Linked DNA regions of Homo sapiens: region 2 is linked to region 1. Evidence: chromatin loops called from intact Hi-C (ENCODE). Cell type or tissue: tibial artery. All regions are shown on one strand. Links, peaks and the distances in the headings refer to the core of each region. The heading gives the core; the rest is flanking DNA. Region 1 overlaps ST8SIA5-DT (ST8SIA5 divergent transcript). Region 2 overlaps ST8SIA5 (ST8 alpha-N-acetyl-neuraminide alpha-2,8-sialyltransferase 5).

Region 1 (4,389 bases), core at 255-4,254:
AATGAGGGACTGGGTCAGGAAATTGCTCAGGAACTAAAGGGTTCCTACTTAGTGTGAAAAGTCAAACTTAGAGGTTGCTATAAAAAGGAGCAAAAATAACAGATGTGCCTCTTCATCTGTCTTTATGTTCCCTGTTTCATTTATCACACACATCTTGCAATAGCTACTCATTTTCACATTTTCCTCAGTCACTTCCTCCCTCCAACGTGAATTACTTAAAATAACCACCACCACTTGGGGTCAGCCTCACAGCCATGCATAGCAGGCAGCGGCTCCAGGACAAGGACTGAGCCCAGAAGAAGCTTCAGGTGAGGCTTCATCACCGTCCTACTGACTCTCAAGACTCTTAACAGTAGTCAGAGGTGGCGCTGTGTGAGGAGGCCCCAGGACCCTACTGGGATGACACTGGTAACTCCGAGGACAAGCTTGGCTAGGAGAGCAAGAGAGAGCACAGGCCATATGGCATGAAAAGAACATGTGACCAGAGACAGGACCTGGATTTTTGGTTCAGTTTACACTGTCAGCATGCTGTGTGGCCATGAACAAGTTGCTTTCCCTCTCTGGGTCTCAGACTCATCTGTAAAAATAAGGGTATAAGAAGGCCCTTCCAGTGCTGGGTCCATGCCTGGAGCCTCTCCCACATTCGGTCCCACCTCCTAGATCTCCCTCCTTTCTATCTCTCACCATTTAGGCTCGCCAATGCCTTAGTTAGCTGCCTATTTATGAACATGTCTGGTCTAATGTAGTAGACTCTGGACTGTTCTTCCAGCCTCCTGGGTTAACCTCCTGCCATTTGTTATCCCCCTTGCCCCTGGACCACTCCTCAATGCTGATCTCATGTTCCATTTAAAATCTATTTGTTGCTTTCTTTCCATTGCATCCAACTTTTCAGCCACCATCTCAATTTACCTCTCTTATTATAGCTTCTGACTTCATTCACAAATATTTATTGAGCACCTCCTATGTGTCAAGCACTGTTCTAGGAGATCAGGATACATCAACAAGCCTTCAAGACTCAGTTCAGTTGTCACCTCTCCCAGAAAGCCTTCTCTCACTTCACTCCTTATGCCTTCTTGCAGGGCAGGATCACTGCCTCCTTGGTGTGCAATCTGCTACACCTGACGAGATTGTAACACAGCAGAAGCAGGAACCTTTCCCTCCTTCCCTGCTGTCTCATCAATGGACACACCCAGGGAAGGCAGCTTCAGTTTATGTTTGCTGAGTAGAATGATTAATTTTACATGTCAATTTGGCTGGGCCATGGTACCTCAATATTTGGTTATACACTAGTCTAGATCTTTCAGTGAAGATATTTTTTAGATGAGGTTAACATTAATATTTAAATAGGGCAGTAGATTTTGAGTAAAGCACATTACCCTTCAAAATGTGGGTAGGCCTCATCCAATCAGTAGAAGGTCTTAAGACAAAAAAAAAAGACTGAGGTCCCCAAAGGAAGAGGGAATTCTGCTTCCAGGGTGCCTTCAGACTTAAACTGCAACATCAACTCTTCCCTGGAGCTCCAGTCTGCCAGCCATACCCTACAGATTTTGGAGCTGCTAGCCTCCACAATGATATGAGCCAATTCTCTAAAACAAATCAATCTCTCCCTCCCTCTCTCTCTGTCTACACACACACACACACACACACACACACACACACACACACCCCCTATTGGTTCCATGTTTCTGGAGAAACCCAACTAATACACTAAGTAATTCAATCCTTCCCCCCTCTTCACCCTCCCCCCACACTTATCTGATACCTGTGGCTAAAGAAGGTGTTGGAGGAAGAGAAGTGGATAGCTTTTTTCATATGCTTATTATCCATTTTTCTACCTTCCTCTGTGAAGAGCCTTCCTTTGTGAAGAGCCATAATGCTGCTTTTTCTCTTTTATTATTGATTTGTAGGAGATCTCTCTATCTCTGTCTCTATATGTTGTGAACATTTCCCCCAACAATGTGGCTTGTGTTCTCATTTCTTAACATTGTCTTTTACTGAGCAGAAAGTTTTGATTTTGGTGGAGCCAAATTTATCATTTTCTTTTATGATTAGGAATTTTTGTGCCTAAGAAATCTTTTCCTACCCCAAAGTTGAAAAGATATTTTCCTATGTTTTCTTTTTCTTTTTTTTTTTTTTTGAAATGGAGTCTCACTCTGTCACCCAGGCTGGAGTGCAATGGCGTGGTCTCCGCTCATGGCAACCTCCCCCTCCCAGGTTCAAGAGATTCTCCTGCCTCAGCCTCCCAAGTAGCTGGGATTACAGGCACATGCTACCACCCCTGACTAATTTTTGTATTTTTAGTAGGGTTTTGCTATGTTGGCCAGGCTGGTCTCGAACTCCTGACCTCGTGATCGGCCCGCCTTGGCCTCCCAAAGTGCTAGGATTACAGGCGCGAGCCACCATGCCTGGCCTGTTTTCTTCTAAAAGAAGACTTTTAGACTTACCTTTCATGTTTAAATTTGTGATCCATCTCAAATTAATTTTTGTGTATGCTATGAAGTAGAGGTCAAGGTCCTTTTCTGTTTCTTAAGGACATTCAGTTATTCCAGTACCATTTACTGAAAAGATTCCTTTCCCCTACTGAAATGCATTGGTGTTTTTGTTGAAAATCAAGTTACAAAATATGTATGAGTTTACTTCTCAATTTGATATTCTATTCCATTGATCTATATAATTATCCATACACAATAACATATTGTCTTAACGATTATAGCTTTATAGTATATCCTGAAATCATCCAACCTCAATCTTTGAGAATTGTTTTGCTTATTCTAGGTCCTTCTGACATTTCCTACAAATTTTAGAATTAGCATATCAATTTTTACAAAAAGTCTGATGTGATTAAAACTGGGATTCATTTAACAATATTATATCTTAACTACATCAACTCTTCCAGTCTATGAACACAGATCTATGTTTATTCAGGTCTTCTTGAGCTTCTTCCAGCGGTGTTTTATAGTTTCAGCATAGAGGCCTTCCACATCTTTTGTTATATTTCTTCCTAAGTATTTTATGCTTTTTGATGCTCTGTAACTGGTATTTTTAAAATAAACTCTATTTTTAGAATAGTTTTAAAGAAAAATTGTGAGGAACAGAGTTTCCACATACTCCAAAGTCAGTTTCCTCTATTGTCAACAACTTACATTATAATGTATGGTACATTTGTCACAATTAATGAACCAATATTGATACATTATTACTCACCAGACTCCAGAGTTTATTCAGATTTCCTTAGCTTTTACCCAGTCCTTTCTCTGTCCTAGGGTCCCATCCAGGATGTCACATTATTTTTAGTCATCATGTCGTCTTAGGTTCCTCTTGACTGTGACAGTTTCTCAAACTTTTCTTGTTTCTGATGATATTGGCAGGTGAGAGGAGTAAGAGTACTGGTCAGGTATTGTGTAGAATGTCCCTCAATTGGGAACTGTGGGTTTTTCTCATGATAAGAGTGGGGTTATGGGTTTTTGGCAGGAAGACCACAGAAATAAACTGCCATTTTCATCATATCTTATCAATGGTACTGCTATGATTTGAATGTCACCTCCAAAACTCATGTTGAAATTTAATTGCCAATGTAATGATATCAGGCAGTGGCGCCTTCAAGAGGTGATTAGGTTATAACACCTCTGCCCTAATGAATGGATTAATGTCATTATCACAGGAGTAGGTTCCTCAAAAAAAGGATGAGTTTGGCCAGGTTTCCTCTATCTGTCTCTTGTTCTTCCATCATGGGATAATGCAGCACAAGGCTTTTGCCACATGCTAGCACCATACTCTTGGATTTTCCAGTCTCTAGCACTGTGAAGAATAAATTTCTTTTCTTTATAAATTACCCCGTCTGTGGTATTCTGTTATAGCACAAAAAAGACTAAGACAGGGGCCGGGAACCATGGCTCACATCTGTAATCCCAGCATTTGGGAGGCCGAGGTGGGCAGATCACCTGAGGTCAGGAGTTCAAGGCCAGCCTGGCCAACATGGTGAAACCCCGTCTCTATTAAAAATACAAAAAAATTAGCCAAGCGTGGTGGTGGGCACCTGTAATCCCAGCTACTTGGGAGGCTGGGGCAGAAGAATTGCTTGAACCCAGGAGGCAGAGGTTGCAGTGAGCTGAGACCACGCCATTGCACTCCAGCCTGGGCAACAAGAGTGAAACTCCATCTCAAAAAAATAAAAATAAAATAAAATTTTAAAAAGACTAAGACAGGGACATACTATCAACATGACTTATCACTGTTGATTTTGACCTTGATCATCTGGCTGAGGCAGTGTTTGTCATGTTTTCCACTGTAAAGTTACTTTGTTTCCCCTGTCCACACTATACTCATTGGAAAGAAGTCACTGTGCATAGCCACACTTAAGTGGTAGAGAGTTATGCTCCATTTCTTTTA
Region 2 (4,389 bases), core at 71-4,070, 54 kb before region 1:
CCTTTCTAATTCAGCCTGTACTTCCCCAGCCTGTGACCAATAAGAAGATCTGACCACAGCCTTTTATGAGCACTATCTGGCTTGAATTTGCTTTGTAGTGCTGTTTGGAGTTTTCCGGACTAATCATTTGGACTGGCTCCTTCTGCCTGTGGCTCCTGCTTGAGTATATACAATGTATGAGTCATTTGCTTCTTTGCCCCTCTTCATCCTCTGGTTATATTTGGTACTTCCTGACTTCCTTTCCAAACTGTTAATAATAAATAACAGGTTGTACCACACTTCAACACCACACAACTATAGATAGCAAAACATGGCATGCACTGAATTATTCAATATGTGAATAATACCATGAAGCTCATCCCATCTTCCAGATTTGGAGAGTTGTCAATTGGGACAATGTACGTCGTGTCCTCGTTAGGTCCTCCCCCAAGCTCTGCACAGCTGCTGCCAGGAGCTGTCCTGCCCATTTTAAAGAAGGCAGAAGCTGCTCACACGCCAGGGTAAAAACTCCAGTTCCATTCTAACTACGTTAACCATTATTTCCCACATGTGGGGACTCTACGTACTGCAGTCCTTCAACTAGGGGGGTACTTCGGGGTCAACTAGAAATAGAGATTTGAAATTGGAATTGTCCCAGGAAAATGTGGGAGGTGTGGTCATGCCATTTATTCTGTGACTAAGGAAATTCTTGCTCAAATGGGAGCGCTCCAGAAGGAAGTCAACTCAGCTGCTAACAATGTTGCATCAAAGGCACCTGAATTCCAAAACCAACTTGACAGAGGTCAGCTGTGTCTCTGACCCTGCAGGCTCCCGGCTGATAGGAAAGAGGAAGCTGGCCCAGATCATGGAGAGAGGGGCAGAGAAAATAAAGGGCAAGAGGAGTGAGAAAGGGAGTAGGGAAGCAAGGACGTGGAGGAGAGAGGGAGGCAATGGGGAGGAAGAAAGGAAGGATGGACAAAAACAGGTAACAGGAAGAAAGGCAGAGGAGAACACAGGTGCAGTGAGGGCTATGAGAAGTTACAGGTGAAACCGTGGAAAGAGGAAGGAAAGACAAAAGATACTGGCAGCAGGAAAAGTTAGGAATGGAGCCCATGCAATGACAATGGTTTCAGCCACTGACTGGAGACATCTGCCAAGAAACAGCTTCCCAGGGGCCCGTCGGTCCGCCTTGCTCACTTGACTCGCCTTTCTATCTTTCTCTTTCTTTTCTTTTTTCTTTCTTTCTTTCTTTCTTTCTCTCTTTCTTTCTCTCTTTCTCTCTCTTCTTTCCTTCCTTTCTTTCTTTTCTTTCTTTCTCTCTTCTTTCCTTTTCTTTTTCTTTCTTTCTCTCTCTCTTCTTTCCTTCCTTTCTCTTTCTTTCTTTCTTTCTCTCTCTCTTTCTTTTTTTTGACAGGGTTTCACTCTGTCACTCAGGCTGGAGTGCAGTGGCACAATCTGAGCTCACTGCAGCCTCTGCCTCCCAGGTTCAAGCTATTCTCCCGTCTCAGCCTCCTGAGTAGCTGGGATTACAGGCATGTGCCACCACACCCGGCTAATTTTTGCATTTTTAGTAGAGATGGGGTTTCACCATGTTGGCCGGGCTGGTCTCAAACTCCTGACCTCAAGTGATCCACCCGCCTTGGCCTCCCAAAGTGCTGGGATTACGGGCATGAGCCACCATGCTTGGCTTTGACTCGCATTTTCTACCCCAAACCTCTTGAAGAACTCTCCCAGGAGTCCAGTAGGGAGGTACACACTTGCTGACTTACCTAGACTGCTCACCACCTGGGAGGCAGGGCCGCTTAGCAGACAGGCCAGCATGGGAGGCTCAGCTTCCCAGGACAAGCATGGGCCCCCACCTTACCCGTGATGTCCAGAGCTCCCTCTGCACTTCCATGGAAAGAACTGTGGTCCCAAAGGCCAGCATAAGACCCTCCAGCCCAGGCCACAGCGTGCGACCATCCCCACACCCTCGGGCATGTCTGTGGACATTTGCTTGACTGGTTTCTGACATCAGAATCTCATCTTTCTCAAAGCATTGAATAAAAACATACATATCAGGGGTCCTTGAAAAACCCATTACTTCTCTGCAGGGTCAATTTAATGTTTGTGTGTCAAAATCACCAGCAACAAAAATGCAAGCCTCTCTCTCAGGGAAACGGACGTGAGAGTTACCCCCTCCTTAAAAATACAAAAATTAAGAAACCAAACAGCTTAATCAGCCCCTGGGAATGCTTAGCTGGCAGGTTCCAGTCATACCCAGCTCCCAGCAGAGACAGTATCCTGCCTCATCTGCAAAAATTCTCCACAATACCCTCCCTGCAATGAGTGTGCTCAGCCTGAGAATATTCCATTTTTATTCATTCAACAAATATTACTGATCAAGAGGAAATAGCCACATGATGGGGCGCATAGCAAATCTCAGCACCACCTTGATGGAAATGGTTCTGCTCCAGCCAAGGGCAACCTCCCCTGTGGGCAGGGCAGGGAGTACCTGGGCAAGGGACTTCAGAGAAGCAGGGAACACCCACCTGACACCCGCTTCTTGATGCCACCCACCCACACACACCTACACACACTTGCTGGCTGATATCCGAAATCCCTGCAGCAGGGACAGAGCTTTGGCCCCCACCCCTAAATGGAGGTTTGAGACCAAGACTCCCCACCCTACCCCCTGATAGAAGGGGCCAGTGAATCCCCGCTTGGTTGTGGTTGGGTCCTATGCCTCACCCTTCAAATTCATTCACCTTCAAGTTAAAGGAACCAGGTGGGATACCAAAGTGCAGGGAGTTTCGAGCCACCAGAACAAGACCTGCTTCTTCCACCCTAGGAAGTGGACAATGTGGCAGGGGCTGCAGGGCCACCCCGGGTTGAGCTTCCCCCACTCCCTGGCCTTTTGCCGGGGTCTGTACCTGGAGCTGGAGTCACTGCCGCTCTGCACTGCTGGATCATCCGTGACATTAAAGAGCCCCGTCCAATTGGTCAGCTGGTCACCACTCTGCCAACCAAACTGGAGGCCTCTGGCAAGAAAACGAGGCAGTCGGTACTCATGCTCATTTGCTGGGTTAAGCCTGCCTACCAGAGAGCCACATTCTGTTGCTGTGCCCAAGTGACACATTGCCTTGGTCATGCAATTAAAGGAGGCGATGGTACTGACTCCAACCATGAGGATGGTGATCATAAACCACAGCCCTCTACAGTGCTCTCTGCGGTTCTGCATCTATCCCCTCATTCCATCTGTACCAGCAGGGCTGAGAGCACACATTTCACACACAGGGACATTGCGACTTTGCGAGACAAAGGTCGCAGAGCTCTTCTACCTCCTATACCGTGCCATCCCTCAATTCCTGCCTCCAGTTAAACCAAAAGAGCGCCAGCACCACATTTTGTCCTCCTCAAAAGCCAGACACACTTCAGAGCTTTTAATAAAATCTACAGTATTCCAGCACACAAGGATACCACTTTTGGTTCAAGACGTGCACTCAGCACATGCTTATCTTCACTCCTTCCCCAACCCTCACTAAAATGACAGCAAAGGGATAAATACAGACATGCATGTCGGGAGAAGGCCATAGAAGGGGCCAGCAATAACATGCTGGATGATGAAAAGCACAAGGTCATGGACCTCCACCAGACAGTGGACATCTTACTTCCTGCAAAAAGCAGATCTACTCGCAGTGAACAACTCAGGAAGGCTCAGGAATGAAAGGTCCCCAGGGCCAGCGAAGGTGGGAGTGCACAATGGAGCTAAGAGCAGCATTGTTTGAAGTCTGCACAAAAAGCAGTCAGACAACCCTCTCCCCAACGCCCTGTGAATTCCCATACCAGGCCCTCTTCCCAAGCCCAGGCAGCCTGGCCACTCCACCTGCCCACCTCACAGATGTCAGGAGATTGCTTTCTGGGGAAACCGACTCACAGGAGTTCTGCGCTCTTTTCTCTTATCAGAGACTCTGCACTGAAAACAGTGGATGTGCCTGAAAGTCTGCTTACTGAGTGCACCTGGCTTCTGAATGCTTGGGTCACACACCCTGCCTTCCAGGTTTGCTGAGGGATGGGTTTCTCAGGAGGGAAACTGATCCGCTCAAAAGAAACAGATATGGAGGAAAGGGTTGGTGCCCGCTTAATTGCCCCAGGGCAGGCTTTCTCAGCCTGGCACTATGGCATCTGGGGTTGGCTACTTCATTGTTGTGGGACTGTCCTGTGCATTATAGGATGCTGAGCAACATCCCTGCTCTCTACCACCAGATGCCAGCAGCATTGTACCCTGGACCCTCCTGCTGCAGCAATCAAAAATGTCTCCAGACATTGCCAATGTCTACTGGGGGCAAAATTGCCCCAGTTGAGAATCGCTGTCTATAACAATCCACAGAGCTTCCAAGAAACCTTCTAGTGACTGGCTGGCCCTTAAAT

Evidence for each region. Peaks named below come from ENCODE experiments on the same cell type or tissue, not always from the same donor. Only the 100,000 strongest peaks of a DNase experiment are listed, where the experiment ranks them.
Region 2: a loop joins it to region 1, with 10 times the contacts of the local background. A loop is called at or near these places in 1 of 110 quality-filtered maps.

What each region holds. Positions count from the first base shown.
Region 1 is chr18:46,772,286-46,776,674 of GRCh38, forward strand. All of the region lies in intron 2 of ST8SIA5-DT (ST8SIA5 divergent transcript), which reads left to right. Among named protein-coding and RNA genes, the nearest start is that of ST8SIA5-DT, 17 kb to the left of the region's middle. In tibial artery, for the core only: no CTCF peak of the experiment used is centred there; no DNase peak of the experiment used is centred there.
Region 2 is chr18:46,718,471-46,722,859 of GRCh38, forward strand. The region is part of intron 1 of ST8SIA5 (ST8 alpha-N-acetyl-neuraminide alpha-2,8-sialyltransferase 5); the gene reads right to left. Among named protein-coding and RNA genes, the nearest start is that of ST8SIA5, 36 kb to the right of the region's middle. In tibial artery, for the core only: no CTCF peak of the experiment used is centred there; a DNase peak (open chromatin) is centred at 2,501.